2 separate regions of the Homo sapiens genome follow, and region 1 is linked to region 2. The links are chromatin loops, found by intact Hi-C in ENCODE. Cell type or tissue: heart left ventricle. All regions are shown on one strand. Links, peaks and the distances in the headings refer to the core of each region. The heading gives the core; the rest is flanking DNA.

Region 1 (5,381 bases), core at 230-5,229, 430 kb after region 2:
TTATAGTGCTCATAATTTGTTGGGCTGGGCACAGTGGCTCACGCCTGTAATCCTAGCACTTTGGGAGGCAGAGGCGGGCCGTTCACCTGCAGTCAGGAGTTAGAGACCAGCCTGGCCAACATGGTGAAACCCTGTCTCTACTAAAAATACACAAAATTAGCCGGGCATGGTGGTGCACACATGTAATCCCAGCTACTAGGGAGGCTGAGGCAGGAGAATCACTTGAACCCGGGAGGGGGAGGTTACAGTAAGCTGAGATCATGCCACTGCACTCCAGCCTGGGCGACAGAGCGAGACTCCCCCACAAAAAATTTGTTGACTGAAGGAACAGCAAGTGTTTAGTAAATGATACCTTTTATTAATCTCATCATCTTAGATTCTAAAATAAGTAACAAGAACAATAAAACCTTACACAAATCGAAGTATATGTTCCTTAACAAAAAGAAGCACAGGGATTTAGAGGAAAACAAAATCACTTCCTTCCAGGGACAATCCCCAGAGAGGGCTTAGTGTCCCCAGTGGCATTTGCAGTGGGTCTTCAGGGACGGATAGGATGGTGACTGAAGGCTTGCTTTGGGTGGGATGTTTCTCCCAGTGTGCAGTGGTTTGAGGTTTGAGAGAAGCTGTTTTTCATTACCTGGTGGTATAGTGCTTGCTGACCTTCCCTCCTGAGGGGAAAGTCCTTGAACTTGAGGATCTCATTCCATTCCACCACAGGCAAGAAAGTTTCCCAGATCAAATGGAAATGATCAAGTTGAAAGTCAAGAAGAAAAGAAAGTTCAGAGATGCCAAGGGACATCAAAAGGAAAAATGTCTAGAAGTCAACAAGCAAAGGAGCAACTTAGCTGTCCTAAGGATTGTCCCATATCAAGTAGCTCAGCTCCAGATGTTCGGAAGAGGCATTGGTTGTACTGTTTTCTCACCGGATCAGATGGCTTTCAGATAATCTGCTCCTGGCCCCAGGAGGGAAGAGGGCTGTAATGGAGTCTTGAGAACACCTCCTTTCCCTGCCAAAGGTATTGGAAGCCACACAGGCAGGTGTGGCCTCAGTGGTGGAAAGGACTGCTGGTTTTCTGTAATGTATGTCAGAAGGCCTGCCAAGGCTTCTCAGATATGCTGTTACCTATTCTCGCTAATTCATAAGTAAATGAGATGACACAAAAAATGAAGATGTGTTATTAGAAAGTAAAAGACATGTGGACACAGATGGTATATTCATCTCCTCTTCCTACTGAAAGCTGAGATTTATTCATGGGGAACAGAAAAGGTGCAGGACTACCTGTATAGAAGGTGTTGAAGAACAGGATTTGGAGAAAGGGTGCAGGACTGCCTGTATAGATGGTGTTGAAGAGCAGGATTTGGTTTTCTACAACCTAGATAATGAGTTTTTGGTTATGATAAAGTGCATCTCACAAAATCTGAAAGGAACATATTTGACAGTGGTGAAATACATTAACCTGGCCAGGAAGGGATAACATTGAAGAGGAAGTGGAGAGACAGATCTCCAAATTAGATCAAGCCAAATGAAAAAGTAGATAAACCAATATGGTATACAAGAAGGAATGGTAGGAGATGACTGGGGACAGTGGCTCACACCTGCAATCCCAACACTTTGGAAAGCCAAGACAGGAGGATCATTTGAGACCAGGAGTTTGAGACCAACCTCGGCAACATATAATAATAATGATAATAATAATAATAATAATAACAACAATAAAGAATGGTAGAAGAAATTAAAAAAAAGATTTTTGACACTTTGGGAAGCCAAGGTAGGAGGACTGCTTTAGGCCAGGAGTTTGAGACCAGCCTGGGCAACATAGTGAGACCCTGTCTCTACAAAAAAAAAAAAGAAAAATAGAAAACTTATCTGGGCATGGTGGTGCTTACCTGTAGTTCTAACTACTCGGGAGGCAGAGGCTGGAGGATCCCCTGAGCCCAGGAGGTTGAGGCTGTAGTGAGCTATGATCACAACACCGCACTACAGCCTCGGAGACAGAGTGAGACCCTGTTTCAAAAAAAAAAATGGATTTCAAGGTGAACTTGAAATTGGGGCAGAAGGAAATGCATATACACTTTTGGATAGTTCTTGAGTTGCTTGCTTTATTCACTGTGTATTCATCAACAATCAGCAGGCAGCACTTACAAAATGGAGCCTGGGCTTAGCCCTAATTTCCTCCTGTGGTATTAATTTTAGAAGTTAGAATGTTTAAAATCTTTTGTAAACATAAGAGAAATGAAGTTTAGATTACTTGGAATGTTTTGTCTTATCTTGGCCACAGTATTGAAATTTAAATCTAGAAATTGGAGCTGGGTGCAGTGGCTCAGGCCTGTAATTCCAGCACTTGGGAGGCCGAGCTGGGAGGATCACTTGACTACAGCAGTTCCAGGACAGCTTGGGCAATGTAGCAAGACTCTGTCTCCAAAATAAAACAAAATAAAATAAACCTAGAAATTGGGCTCTAGAGAAAAGCACTGAATTAGTTGTCTTTTTTTTTTTTTTCCGAGGCAGGGTCTTGTTCTGTCACCCAGGCTGGAGTGCAGTGGCGCCATCTAGAGTCACTGCAACCCCTGCCTCCAGAGTTCAATGGATTCTTCTGCCTCAGCCCCCTGAGTACCTGGGATTATAGGCACCTACCACCACACCCAGCTAATTTTTGTATTTTTAGTAGAGGCATTGTTTCACCATGTTGGCCAGGTTGGTCTTGAACTCCTGACCTCAATTGATCCACCTGCCTCAGCCTCCCAGAGTGCTGGGATTACAGGCATGAGCTACTGCACTCGGCCTGAATTAGTTATCTTACAGCATAAGGCTGCAATGTAAGATGTGTCTTGTGGGTATCATACTTTAAAAGCTCAAGCATTCTAAAATCTAATCTTATACTTTGTTTCTGTAAGTCATACTTTTTAACTATTTGATAGTAAAATATGAGATAAAAATCAACCCTCCATTGTAACGTTTGTACTCTGGTTCTTGATGTGCAGGTAGATCGTTGGCCGGAGACAGGATATGTGAAGAAACTTCAGAGAAGGGACAATACGTTCTATTACTACAACAAACAGAGGGAATGTGATGACAAAGAAGTCCACAAAGTGAAAATTTATGCTTACTAGCCTGTCTTCTTTGTATTACTTGTCAATTATATTTTAAGTATTCATCATTTCCTTCTACATCATGTGTTTGTCATTTGATGAAATAATTCAAGATGCAGTCTGCAGTTTAATGTTTTGTGAAACACAAAAGCCATGAGAATTGGTATCTGCTAATCACCTTGTCCTGTTCTAAGAACTGGCTGCAGATGCATTAAAGTTGTACTTTCTTGGTCCTGCTCTTTTTGTCCATTTTATTTTATTTTGAGACAGAGTCTCGCTCTGTCGCCCAGGCTGGAGTGCAGTGGTGCAATCTCGATTCACTGCAACCTCTGCCTCCCGGGTTCAAGTGATTCTCATGCCTCAGCCTCCCAAGTAGCTAGAATTACAGGTGTGCACTACCATACCCATCTAATTTTTATATATTTAATAGAGATATGATTTCATCACGTTGGCCAGGGTGGTCTCAAACTCCTGACCTCAAGTGATCTGCCCGCCTCAGCCTCCCAAAGTGCTGGCATTTCAGGTGTGAGCCACCACACCTGGCCTCTGTCCATAATAACTGTGGTGTGATCACCATTAAGTATGGGAAAACACCTTTGAAATCATCCCAATGGTTAGACTAGTGACATATTTTCTTATAGCAGATAGTCTTAGTGCTCCACCTATACCCATTCCTGGCATTTATGTCTTTACTAGAACATTGCTTTGAGATGCCAGATATGGGTCTTGTGGCCCAAGGTCTTTCTCTTGCCCCTGGAGTCCTTTGCCTCTTGCTGGGCAAACTGGAAGTGTCAAGGAATAATGCCCCCCATGGAAGAAGTCCTCCACTAGTGACTGCTGGGAAGTAGTGATAGAAATCTCCCAGCAGGCTGGGCACAGTGACCCACACCTAAAATCCTAGCACTTTGGGAGGCCGAGGAGGGTGAATCATGAGGTCAGGAAATCAAGACCATCCTGGCTAGCAGGGTGAAACCCTGTCTCTACTAAAAAATACAAAAAATTAGCTGGGAGTGGTGGCGGCTGCCTGTAGTCCCAGCTGCTCAGAAGGCTGAGGCAGGAGAATGGTGTGAACCCAGGAGGCAGAGCTTGCAGTGAGCCAAGATCCCGCCACTGCACTCCAGCCTGGGCGACAGAGGGAGACTCCATCTCAAAAAAAAAAAAAAAAAGAAAACTATAAAGATCTTTGCCTACTTACTAATGATGAAAAGTATGGTCATAGAATATGGTAATGTACAGTTGCATGACCTTGAGCTAACAACTTAGGATTGCAGCCTCAGGATTTACATTTGTAAAGTGAAGAGCCAGCGCTTTGACGGACTAAGGCCATGGGAATCACGTGCTTATTTCAGGGCTATCGGGATCAAAGGGAGTATACATATGATAGGCCTTACACAGTCTCTCGTATAATTGTGCTGGACTTTCTTCTTTTTCCCTGAATAACCTCAGAGACCTTGTTAACGTTTGTGGCCTTCTGAGCTCCCCTCTTTAATCCTTCCAAGAGAGCTTCCCTGTCTGGGTTTAGCCTTTGCATATCCTCTCTTTCATGTGGGTCCATCTGGGGGTTGGTTCCTGGTAACTGGGTCCTTCCATACTCTTGGGGGTTTTGACAATCAGCTGGTGCATATTCCTCTAGCCACTTAGTTGCTGCTTGGAGCCCTCTCCGCCTTTCATCTCTGTTAAAGAGGAACATGAGCAACCGGTGGCAATCAGCCCAGGTGGGGTTGTGGGTCTGGATAACAGTTTGGAGCAAATCAATTAGGGCTTGTGGCTTTTCGGTAGAGGGCGGTGTATTGTTTTCCCAGTTGAGAAGGTCGGCAGAGGTGAAGGCCTGGTACCCAAAAACACGCCTCTCCACTACGTGACCATCCTCCTCTATCCCAGTATACCGCTGCTCTCTCAGGGGCATTTGGATCCCCGTTTTGGGTCGTAAACCAGCTGTCGAGGGAGGGGTGGAATGGCACAATGTGACTTACCGCGATTAATGGTATCAATTATTAATTGAGACTAATAACTATCAATATTAATAACTGATCATATAATTCTTAAAATCAATAGCGATAATAATGATAATTCACATTAAAGAGTTATACTCACGATAACAATAAATGATTAATATTAATGATTAATGACACCTGATATTAATAACTGATATTGATCTTATTCATTAGAAAACAGTCATATTAGCTCTTAATAATTAATATTAATATTAATAATCTGAACACTTTATGAGCAATGATTTCTTAATATTAATATCAATATTGGTAATAGATATTCATGTTAATAATAAATGA
Region 2 (5,381 bases), core at 65-5,064:
ATATTATTACTGACATGAAACATCATTTCTAGAAATAAACACAAAGATAATCTTGTCACAGTCACTTCACTGGTCAAGTAACTTACTCAAAGTAACTTTTTTTAATGTATTAAGTCAATTAAGGAAAACCAGGACCAGCTCAGTGAAGGAGAAATAAAACTGGTTTGAGATCCTGGACAAATCCTAACTTCCCTGACCCCCAGCTCTCCTATGTGTAAAATGAATGCTGTAAAAACTGAGTAAAATGTATATGCAAAGACTCTCTCTAATCCCTGGCACAAACATGAGAACTCAATAGAAGCTATTATAAGCCCAACTATGCAACCAGCAACATTACATACTTTATTTAGAGGCCTGGAAAACTCTGTATAGGAAACTCTACTTCTCTGGGCTTTGATTTCTTCAAAACTGTAACTTCAGTTGAATGACCCACAGACTTTCTCACTGACAACGTTCAATGGTTCTTGGACCTATTCATGCAACTAACATAAGAAGCTTCTGGAAAGTCTAAAAAGGTCTGTCTATCACACTGCCAAGGTGCTGCATGAAGTTCTGAATGGCTCCAGTCGTTCAGAGTGGGGCAGGAAACAGACAGGCCTGATGACAAGGGCCTCTCGTGCTGTTCTGAATGGAGGGGACTCACTGAAAGATTTTCAAGCTGTTGAGTAATAACAGAATTGTATTTCAGACAGACACACTATGCACTGAAAAATGCTGCCTGATGAGAATTCTACCTTTAATTTCCACTGAGCAACACACGGAAGTCATTATTTGACTCTACTATCCCAGAGCACTGGGAAATCCCATGCTTACAGATGGATTTTGAGTCCTTGCTTTTCATGTTTTTCCCTTTCCAAAGTTCACTCCGGGCCCAGCTCTCTGGCTATCCCAGGTACTTCTGTTGACTGCTTTCCAGAGGTGAATTACCATTCCCTCGGAAAACTTTCACAACTGGGCTGATAAAACAAACCCAGACCGTAGCTGGCTTGCCCCAGCAGACTGCTCTGGTTCCATGTCTGCATATTTCTACATCAAAGAGATGAATTCAAAACCTAATCCTCTAAGATTTAAAAATCAGAATTTACAGATTATGCTAGTTTTCATGTTTACCTAAATATATAAGACCTAATTCTATCTAGAAGCACTAATACTTGAATCCTTTCTAAAACAATCTCTTGGCACGTGGCAACGTGTACAGTTTACAGGTGCGCTACCACCAACCAAAGTGAAACAACCTTTTGAACTGCTAAAACGTCTGGAAAGTTAAAAGTAATTCCAAGATACTTTTGGAGAATCTGTTTCCTAAGCTGTCTCTAAGATTCTGCCAACCCTCTGGCAATACCCTGAGAAACCCAAGTTACGTAAGGTGGAGGCGGCAAACTCCAGGCCGGGTCAGCCTGAAAAGGGAAAGACACCTCTTAGATCCAAAGCCTCTCTCTCAGCACCCACAGTTCCCAGACAGGCAGGAGCCTGAGTTCCGGTAAGAATTTTTCCCAAAGTGCAGTTGGTTTCATCACAAACTCCTGACTTGCCTGGCCCTAAGGCAAACCTAAAAATTTCCATCTTAGACCAGGCAACAGACAAGTGCCCAGGGGATTTCTGTGGCCACCAACCTGGTGCACCAAGGCTTAGAAACGACGTCCCACCAGAGTCATCAGCGTAAGTGCAGAGACGTTATTGTTTCATACTCTGCCAAGCTCCACTATGGCTACGGGACAGTCCTCTGTGGCTTCCCAGGATGGTCATTTAAAACAATGACGAACTCAATAAATTTGCTGCCAATATGTTGTTGTACAAATGCCAAACAGTGATGCTCTTGGGAAAGTATCAAACTCATTTTCTCATCAGTTTTTTCATCCCCCGAAAATGTATTTTTACAAATAAGGCACATATTTTATATTTAGAAAATGGCAGAGGAGGAGGGAGTGACAACTAAGGAGGGCAAGAAACATCCGACAGACATCTGCCTACACTACAGCAACCAGAAGCTGGCCCGAGTGAGGTGGGAACGACCAATAGGTGGCGACACCTCCTCAACTAATGAGGTGTCCAGACCTGGAATGGCAGGTCCGCTTTCCTTAGGACAGCCAGAGTGGAGCAGCCATGCCCACTCCGCCTTCCTGCACTGTAGTCAAAGCACACCCCAAAAGCAGCTGGCCATTCTGAGAGATGCAGGGAAAGGAATCCATCTTGGAGCTGGTGTCCATGTCACCTGGGGGTATATGTAAGCTTCCCCTGTCACTTGGTCCTCATACGGCCCATGAGGCAGGGGTCATGACTTCCCAGTCTCCAAATGAGGCTGACAGCTTCAAGAGCATGGGTTTGGGTGGGGCAACCCGCATCTGCATTCCAGCTTCCTCACTTGCTCTAAGTGTGATCTTGGGTAAGGGCCTTCGCCAGTTTAACAAGGCAACAATGAAAAAGGACTGACAGATCTCACAGGGTTGCTATGAAGAGTAAATAAGAAATGCAACTGCTGGGCTGCGGTGGCTCATACCTGTAATCCCAGCACTTTGGGAGGCCGAGGCGGGCGGATCATGAGGTCCAGAGATCGAGACCATCCTGGCCAACACGGTGAAACCCTGTCTCTACTAAAAATACAAAAAGTTGGGTGTGGTGGCATGCACCTGTAATACCAGCTACTCGGGAGGCTGAGGCAGGAGAATAGCTTGAACCCAGGAGGCGGAGACTGCAGTGGGCTGAGATTGCGCCACTGCACTCCAGCCTGGCGACAGAGTGAGACTCTGTCTCAAAAAAAAAAAAAAAAAAAATGAAATGCACCAAACGCAATGCCTACAACACAGTAAGCCTTCAATAGACATCACCTGCTATTAGCGCTGTCACTGGCAACGAATAAGAATAAATTAGTAACAATAATGCTGTCACTGCTGCCCAAGGTTACCAAGCTGCTTAAGAGCAGGACCAAGATTTGACCTTGAGTCTGTGTAATTCCAAAAGGAAGCTCTTAGGCACTCCATGGGCTGGGATGATGGATGGACGAACCAGATTTGACTTTAACAGAATGATTTCCTGTCTCTCAACAGGACTTTAGAACCTTTCTAACATCACAGCTTTACGATCCCAAACAGAAAACATCTTGCAAAGGATGACATTAAAGTGAGATGGGAGGCAGGAAAGACATATTTCATTAAAATATATCAATATAAATGATTTTTATAAGAATGTTAATGGCAGGCCATTCATAATAGTCCCAAACTGGAGGCAACTCAAATGTCCACTAACAGTAGGATGGGTAAGTAAACAGCGGTGTGCTGACATAGTGGAATACTATGCAGCAATGAGAATGAACTGGCAATTCTGCAAGCAAAGCACAGCTGAATCTCACAAATACAACGTTAAGCAAACAAAGCAAGATGCAGAAGAGTATATACTGCATGCGTCCATGTACATAATGTTCAAAATCAGGCAAAACCAACCTTTGATGTTAGGTGTCAGGATAATGCTTATTTCGGGAGTGAATAGACGGCAGTACCAATGGGGCTTCCAGGGTCTGGAAAAGATTGTTTCTGGATAATACAGATTCTGGTGACACAGGTGTGTTTCCTCTAAACATTCACCCTCAATCAGTACACTTTTTTGGTGCATGCCCTCCTCTGCATGTGTAAGAGTACACGTTCAACAGCTATTAAAATTACTATCCACAAGTCACTTGGTTGCTGCTGCATAATGACAATTCTGTCATTTCATCCATAGTCCATGGGAAGTTATACAGCATAATGGAAAAAAGCATCAGGCTTGAAGACCACCCATCTTGAATTAGAATCCCTGGTTAGGTCACTCATCAATTATTGATTTTATAAAATTATTTAACCTGAGTCTTGATTCCTCAACTGGAAATCAGAGCTAGTACACTTGCATATGCAGAGTTGGTCTCAGCATTCTTGAAAACTCATGGAAAACATCTACCATCCACAGTACTTGCCCACGTGGCAGATGCTCAACAAAGTAGGCAAACAGTCCCAACAAACTAATTCATTACTCTAACTCTCCATTACTTAATGTTCCATCAACATGAAAGTGAATGACCGTATACCGCAAGTACACTAGTTTAAACAAAGAATAATGATGAACCCAATCTTGGCCTCTGCTCATTTTTCCAGTGTGGACAGGGAAGGGAGAAAGTGCTGTGGAAGAAAGAAAATGACTGGAGCAGGATCTCAGAGAGGCTTGTGCCAAAGTTGGGTACCCAAGACCCAGCTGGTATCTGTCAGAAGAAAGTGAGGCTGATGGTCAAGCAATGACAGTTTGGGCTGCTTTCCATGCAAACTAGCAAATTACTCCTGCAACTAAATTTCTTCAGCCTTGTACCTCCCCAAAGTCTGCATCTTGGCTAAAAAGAGGCATTTTCTATATTGTCCAAATATATCATGATCAAAGCCAAAGTTAAAAAAAAACAAAGCAGTTCTCACATAATCTAGTTTTGCCAGGAAGTTGGATATTCAAACAAACTTAGAAAAGACTGAAGACAAAATACAGAGAGAAAATGAAAACAAAAACAAAAATACTCTAGGGTGTGAGAACAAGAAGTCTCTAGATAGAAGAAAACTAATTTAAAATAAACAAAGATTCATTCAATTCCTGGCTCAGGGAAGGAGGTAAAAATGGCTTAAGGGGGGAATAAAATCCTTCAAGGGCCCACAGACAACTATAACAGCCCCTTGTCTTGGCAAGAGGCTGATCCTTGGTGACTTTTTTCACCCAGTTGAAAGTCCTAGGACTGCAGATAAGACACAAACCCTGCACCCTCACTTCCTCTACTCCTGTGCAGATTCTAGAATTCCCTGGTAGACTGCAGAACTACCCTCATCCTGTGAGTAGTACCTGGTGGGAGAGAGGAATGTCCCCTAGGTTCAGCCAACAGCAGCACATCTATGGAGAAACGAGAAGGGCGACCAGACGTCTGCCATGTTCACCATGTGGACGTGACACACAGGCAGAGCCTGCTCCACTCTGCAGCTCTGGGTGTCCCAGCCCTAGTCAGTCCCATCTGAAGCCCCAAAGCACAGAATGTTTATCAACCAAAGAGGTGCATTTGAGCTTATTCCTAGGGCAATGGCTGGGCCTGAGAACTATTCCAGAGAAATTTCACCCTGAGAAGGACCTTGGCTAATGTTCCCCAGACCAACTGCTACCTAGGAGCTGGCAGTGTCACTTGGCCTGTCAGGTGTTTTTTCTGGTAAGAAGTGCCTGTGCTTCTGGCCCTCAATGTCTGTCCCCAAGGGCTGTGATCCGTGGTCACTAACAGACAACAAATGTCATCCTTCAAATATTCACAGCAACAGCATGTTTCTATCCGCATGACAGTCCACACCCGGCAGGGTTTTCTCAGGCCATCCAGGGCTCCCTCCTTTGGTGACACT

Evidence for each region. A loop is a pair of places that touch in the nucleus more often than their neighbours do. Peaks named below come from ENCODE experiments on the same cell type or tissue, not always from the same donor. Only the 100,000 strongest peaks of a DNase experiment are listed, where the experiment ranks them.
Region 1: it touches region 2 in a loop (8-fold over the local background); 7 of 110 quality-filtered maps call a loop at or near these places.

The regions. Positions count from the first base shown.
Region 1 is chr10:14,969,531-14,974,911 of GRCh38, forward strand. It overlaps MEIG1 (meiosis/spermiogenesis associated 1), which reads left to right. Exons shown (of 3, transcript NM_001080836.3): 3 at 2,983-3,327. The coding sequence ends at 3,111. Among named protein-coding and RNA genes, the nearest start is that of MEIG1, 13 kb to the left of the region's middle. In heart left ventricle, for the core only: a CTCF peak has its summit at 2,551 (motif pointing left); a DNase peak (open chromatin) is centred at 2,539; H3K27me3 peaks cover 452 bases.
Region 2 is chr10:14,535,083-14,540,463 of GRCh38, forward strand. All of the region lies in intron 2 of FAM107B (family with sequence similarity 107 member B), which reads right to left. LOC124902381 (a long non-coding RNA gene) reads left to right here. Exons shown (of 3, transcript XR_007062063.1): 3 at 1-2,765. Among named protein-coding and RNA genes, the nearest start is that of MIR1265, 100 kb to the left of the region's middle. RefSeq lists an enhancer at 2,112-2,181. In heart left ventricle, for the core only: a CTCF peak has its summit at 2,022 (motif pointing right); a DNase peak (open chromatin) is centred at 2,039; H3K27ac peaks cover 1,905 bases.